Regions from separate parts of the Homo sapiens genome. Here region 2 is linked to region 1. A link is a contact called in ENCODE Hi-C or POLR2A ChIA-PET data. All regions are on one chromosome and are shown on one strand. Each heading gives the region's core, a stretch centred on a gene start or an enhancer-like site at or near the end of the contact. The rest is flanking DNA. Distances are from core to core; before and after follow the strand shown.

Region 1 (3,186 bases), core at 55-2,554:
AAATTGAAATGTAAGTCTGTATAAAATTTGTTTTTAAATTGTACAGTGTCTTTTTTTATATAGTTAACACACTATCCAATGTGTCTTTAGATAGCCCTGTCCAGGTAGTATTTTCAATAGCCACTAACCTTACCTGGCACAGTATGGGGGTTGCAAATTGGCATGGAAATTTAAACAGGTTCTTTCTGGTGCACTGCACAAATTAGTTATATGTGGAGATGGTAGTTCTTTCATCTTCAGTTGTCTCTGATGCAGTTTATACAAAATAATTGTTGTTTTGATAACTGAATACAACTCTATAATTGTAAAAAAAAAAAAACAGTTGCAGCCATGTTGTTGACATTTTGAATGCTTCTAAGTAAATACAATTTAAAAATTATTTTGGCTTAAGCCAGTTATTTATTAACAGAAATTTACTATGTTAACCCATGGGTTTTAAGAATTATTGAAAATAAAGGAATTAAATTTTTAAAAGACAAGCTAAGCTTATTGCCTTTCTTTTTTCAAGAAAGGTTAGCTAACAAGTCATCTTTAGTTGTAAATAGGGAAAAAGCACTCTTGCCATTCACCATGTACCACATACCATACCGTGTTTGCATTTTTTATAGTAGAATGTATGGGTTTGGGGGGGTTTTTGGTCATTTTTTGTTTTTTTTTTTTTTTTAGATGGACTCTTGCTCTGTCACCCAGGCTGGAGTGTGGTGGCACAATCATAGCTCACTGCAGCCCCAAATTCCTAGGCTTAAGTGATCCTCTGCCTTAGCCTCCCAAGTAGTTGGGACTACAAGCAAGTTCTACCATATCTGGCTAATTTTTTTTTAATTTGTAGAGACAGGGTCTCACTATGTTGAGCAGGCTGGTTTTCAACTCCTGGTCTCAAATGATCCTCCTTTCTCAGCCTCCTAAAATGTTGAGATTACATACTAATTACATAGTAGACATTTGTAATAAGAATTTTAAGTCTAATTGGATAAGGTTTTAAAAATCCAGAAGAAATTTTAATTTAAAAAAAAAAAGAAAAACTAAAGTTTGCGCTACTCATACTATTGACTTACATTCAAGTTGATATCCTTAGTGGGAGGAGAACCACACAAAATGAGTGGGCTGATAATATTAGCCAAAATAAACATATCCATAGAAAACTATCATTCTATCTCCAAAAGAGTATTAATAGTATTTTTAGTTTATTATGTCTGCAACTTACTGATCATGCTGATATACTGGAAGTTCAGCAATAATTTTTTGTCAAGGATTCTTTAAGACCCAAAAGCTATTGAGAAATCTTGGTCTAAGGAGAAGAAAAGAGAGCCGAAGATTGAAGCTTGAAGAAGTCCAGCGTTTCAGATCAGATGAGGAGCACTGGCTGGTAAATGAAGAAGGAGAAGGAGCAACTGAAGAGGCAGTAGACAATCCAAACGGATCTAGTATCATGGAAACCAAGTCAGTGGAGGATCTACTGGAGTGGCATGGTCAGCTTTGTTGTGCTTTGATAAGAGGGTAAGTGATAAGAAACTTATTAATGTTTGTCGAACTTAGCTTCAGGGAGATGATTGATAACTTTGGTTTAGCCCTTTCAGAGGAAGATTAATTAATGAATGAGAGCTAAGGAAATGGAGCTGTTGAGTAAAGACAAGTGTTGCCTTGCTGTGCTACTTCTTATGCACAGGTAAAGATGGAAAGGATTAGGGTGGTAACAGGAGGGGAAAATAGGATAAAGAGATGTTTATAAATTAAAAGACTTCCATATGTTTAAATGCTGATGAGGAAAATCCAGTAGAAAGAGAGAAGGAGAAGATATAGAAGAGAAGGAGGATGATAAAAACATGATAAGAAAGAAGTGGGCTTCTGATGTTGGTAAGAGGATTGGCCCAATGGCAAGGAGTGTCACCTCCAACCAAAATGGGAGGGGGAAACAATGGGTACAGAGGCAGGTAGGCTTGTCGTTAGGAAGGTACTTTAAGTTTAGCCTGCTTGGAATCCCATCATTTTAGTTTTTAATTCTGTGCCCTCTCCATTACATACAATTCCTTGAATGTAAACTAAAACAAGAGGGTTTAAAATAACAGCATTTTGCATATTCATCTCTCCTTGCTTTCCTTTTTTATGCCTTCCACTACCTTGCCTGTGCTCCCCCATCCCCAGTGGGACCAACAACAAGGAGCTCTCTTGTTTACTGAGTAGGGTCAATAATTCAAAGCCCTTTGTGGACTTGTATAATGGTGAACGTTTTTGCCAGGAATCATACCATAATTGGGCTTTGAATAAGAACAGAGTCCATATGCCACTACTCTTTTCAGGCATTAAATCAAAAAGAACGGGGGAAAAAACTCTGAATTCAAGCACATAACATGTCACCTCTCCTACATCATGTCAGTGTATACTGTGAATGCTATGAAATTTAGGAGGTTTCTGGTAAGGAAAATTATTTGTGCTTTTGAAAGAGAGTAGGTAGAAATACGGGAAGTTAAAGATTAATTACTTCTTCCAAGCAGGAACAAAACTGGGCTACTGTTCAACTTCTCACTTCAGTTTTGATTCTAAATTAGCTTTAAAAATCACAACAAAATGGACAAATAAGTAATTCTTGATGATACGGCACGGCGCAAGGATGAAGAAATCATTTATTACTTTGGATGCTTCATGCAGAAAACAAACTCTTCTAAATGAGACCTTGCATCAGGGAAATAACTTCATTATACTGAAATATTTTCATTGTATATTTCATTATATAGAAATATTTCTGATCTACAGAATTTTAGAATTCCATGGCCACAAAATTTTTAATGAAGTATAAAAACTTTTAGAGGCATTCTTTTTTTATACACCTAAAACCTTATATTAGATTGAAAGCTCTTTAAAGGGGACTTGTTTTTGAATAAGTTGAACTATATCAAATTTCTGACTTTTGAGTTAAAAAGGATAGAATACCCACAGTGGCATGGGGTTCAATTTAATACTAGAACCATGTAGCACATGATAGGCACTTGATAAATTATTTTTAAATGAACAAATAAACCTGAGAACTCAGGCATGTATTCTTTTCTATGTGGAAAATGCATCCTAGAAAAGGACATCAATAGCAAGCCAACTTCAAACATTCAACAAAACAGCACATGATTGCAAATTAACTACTATACAAACACAAAAACTTATAATTATCAAATGAGTTCTTGATGGTTTCTGATA
Region 2 (3,021 bases), core at 391-2,890, 34 kb before region 1:
TTAAGATATTGAGTTCATTTCTTTTTAATGATTGAGTATAATTATACAGGAGAAAGGACCTGCAGGAAAAGAGGAATTAAGTTAAAGTCTAAATTTGTATCTGACTATCATTGCTACTGATGTGCAGGCAAAGCCCAAGCAATTACCATTCCCTACATCTAAAATTAACGTCTTCAAAATTTTCATAATGATGTTTTAAGCTTGATAGTGTGGAATATTACTGGCTTTATTTTAACTTGAATGCTTTCTATTTTCTTAATTATCATGATTGTTTTTATTAAAGAAAAAACTTAGTTTAATAAAATAAATTAAATTTTGTTAAATTTTGATCCATTACAAAAATATTTTATACTTTTTAATGAATATGCATAGAAAGTGTCATGTAAACATTTTAAGAAATGGATTAATTTTTTGTATTGTTTCTGATTAAATGATTATGGAAACTATAACAAAGAAATCAATTCTTCCTCTGCTTTAATTTTCTGACCAGGCACTTCTAGGAATTCTTATATAGGGATTCTTAAAGTTGATTGCTTTCAGCTAGAAAATGGAAAAGTCTCTGAAACTAAATGACTTTATAACTTGAAAAATGTTTAAAGACTCAAAGAGCTGTGATTTTTAAAATTTCTTCTCGTGTTTGGCTCCAAAGCAAATGCACACAAAACTTCCAAAATCTAAAGAAACAGGGAAAAGACCAATTTATAAATTAAAATTGGTCGATGTCCATTAATCAGTCTAGAAATGAGCTGATAAGTGATAGGACTAGTTAAAATTAAATCATATCAGAATATGTGGAAAATTCTAAACTTTACTGTGGGGAGGAAGTGGGGCAGGAAGTAGACTCAAATGGTAAAGTTGCCCTTAATTATTGGTTCTGCAATCTAAATGTGTCTATTTATTTTTGTAGACACCTATTCTTTCATTAAGCAGAAATTTATTGATCATCTGTATTATATAAAACATTGCATTAGTTGTCAGTTTAAGTAACACCCGATCTAGTTCCAGCTTAAATGTATAGGAATTGATGAAACTTTACTCTATAAATGCTTAAATTTTTGAATACTTTGACTAAGATCATGCAAAAATATGTATATATATTTTTTGCACTATATATATAGTGCAAAATATGTATATATATTTTTTGCACTATATATAGTGCAAAATATGTATATATGTATTTTGCAGTATATATATAGTGCAAAATATATATAGTGCAAAAAAGATATATATATTATATATATAATATATATTATATATATAATATATATATATATATATACCAGTAAAAAAGCTAGTGATGCTCAGTGATTCTATTTGCTGGGTGGGCATGATATTCCTTGTCCTCCACGTCTCATCCATTGAACTGTAATTTACAAACCTTCTCATTAGCTTGGACCATTTTGGCAAGGATTTGATTTGGCAGCTTCACATACAGCCTTTTTCCGCCCTTGAAAATATAATAGAGCACTCTGTAGCCATAACGTTACCAGCTTTCACAACCCACATGAAATACGCGAGTACAAATGTAAACAAGGTGGAAGGAGCTGGAAGGGCAGGGGAGTGAGTATTGGGAAGAGCGTATCCCTGGGTTTCCTCTGTTGTTCAGAAGCGCAGGCACAGGAAAGAGCCTCAGGCAGTGTGGAGACGGAGGGAGGGTGCCAGTTGGCCTCACAGTTCAAGTGTGGAGTCAGAGGGTTCGTGGAGATCTACATCCTCTGGAATCCCACAGCTCATTATGCAGTCCCCTCACGTGGCTTTCCTTATGCTCTGTTTTCCTCATTTCAGTGTGAAGGAAACCAACGCTAAAAATGTGTGCTGCATATCACATAAACTTTATTTCTTCCTGATTTATGCTCTTTTCTCTCTGAGGAAGATGGAATGTGGCTTGGTTCTCTGATTCATTTCCCTTAAACTCTCTGTTCTCTGCCAGGTTAACCCCGGGAAGGGTCATGACAGGTGCAGCTACACTGGTTCATGTTATTCTGTACCTTGTCACCTTCATTTCCCTTTTGAGTCGTGTTTTGTTGGTTCCACTTTAAATTATGAAATGGATTGCTCCCTGGAGTGCATGACATCATTAACTTTTAATGGATGTGACATGGAAATTAAATGCTTTTAAACCCTTCTGAAACGTAGTCAGACAGATCCGTTACCACATTGAATCCATTTCTAGTAAAACATTTAATTTAAAAATTTGTAGCAATGTGTCAGTAAATGGCAGGCTTCCAGCTAGTTCTTGTGGAAACCACACATTTTGGGGGGTAAAAAATGTGTGGACAGTAATACAAGATGCTCTTGTCAACCTGATCATCCTCCAGTTGTATACAACATACTCACATCTGGTTCTGGAGGATAGAAAATGGTATCTCTTTTCCTTTTTCATAGCTCTAACATCTGGCGGAGTATCTAGGGTACAGTGGGTGCCTAGTAAATGTTGACTGTAAGAATGAACTACTAAATGATTGAACATATAAATTTGAATACTCACTTATAGATGACTGAAATGATAAAAGATTCTCTTTTTTCATATTCTCAAGGTAAGCACTGTAAAATGATAAAGTGTTTTCTTCTTCCAGAGAATGAGAACACACAGTTGAATATTTGCCATCTCTCTGGTCTCTCTGGATAAAACCTCCTCTGGCTACCTCTCTGATTTAATCTCCTGCTGCTTCCACCCCAACCCCTTAACAGTTCCAGGTCCCCCCACCTCTATCCTATTCCCTGTAAATATGCCAAAGACTTTCACACCCAGAGCCTTTGTCCTCCAGTTCTCCTGTCTGGGATGCCCTTCCTTCACTATCTCCCTGCCATGCTTCCTGGCTTCAATGAGGGCTCTGGTCAACCGTAACCTCAAAGACGTCATCTTTAATCATCCTAATTAAAAAGCACACTTTTCCAATCCTCTTCTTGCCAGTAGTGTTGCCATGTGACATCATATATATTTATTTGCTTATTTTCTGCCCTTCCGCTAGGGTATTCACACCATGAGAACAAGAACTTGTCTATTTTCTTCATTGTGTA

What was found. A loop is a pair of places that touch in the nucleus more often than their neighbours do. ChIA-PET counts read pairs that join two places held with the same protein, here RNA polymerase II (POLR2A). Pooled maps may share reads with other maps.
Region 2: a map of endothelial cell of umbilical vein shows a loop between it and region 1 (1.9-fold over the local background). The contact joins the enhancer-like site here to the promoter of LINC02524 in region 1. A Hi-C loop is called at or near these places in 1 of 168 maps with a recorded cell type or tissue (endothelial cell of umbilical vein), 8 of 37 single-sample maps with no recorded cell type and 9 of 50 pooled maps. POLR2A ChIA-PET finds 5 or more read pairs at or near these places in 3 of 52 experiments (PC-9, activated T-cell and activated naive CD8-positive, alpha-beta T cell).

What each region holds. Positions count from the first base shown.
Region 1 is chr6:135,632,799-135,635,984 of GRCh38, reverse strand. It overlaps LINC02524 (long intergenic non-protein coding RNA 2524), which reads left to right and starts at 1,304. Exons shown (of 3, transcript NR_183501.1): 1 at 1,304-1,497. All of the region lies in intron 2 of AHI1-DT (AHI1 divergent transcript), which reads right to left.
Region 2 is chr6:135,666,935-135,669,955 of GRCh38, reverse strand. The region is part of intron 3 of AHI1-DT (AHI1 divergent transcript); the gene reads right to left. Among named protein-coding and RNA genes, the nearest start is that of LINC02524, 34 kb to the right of the region's middle. Within about 2 kb of position 1,640, at least 3 of the 41 ENCODE cell types and tissues checked have a DNase peak (open chromatin) inside an H3K27ac peak, as active enhancers do.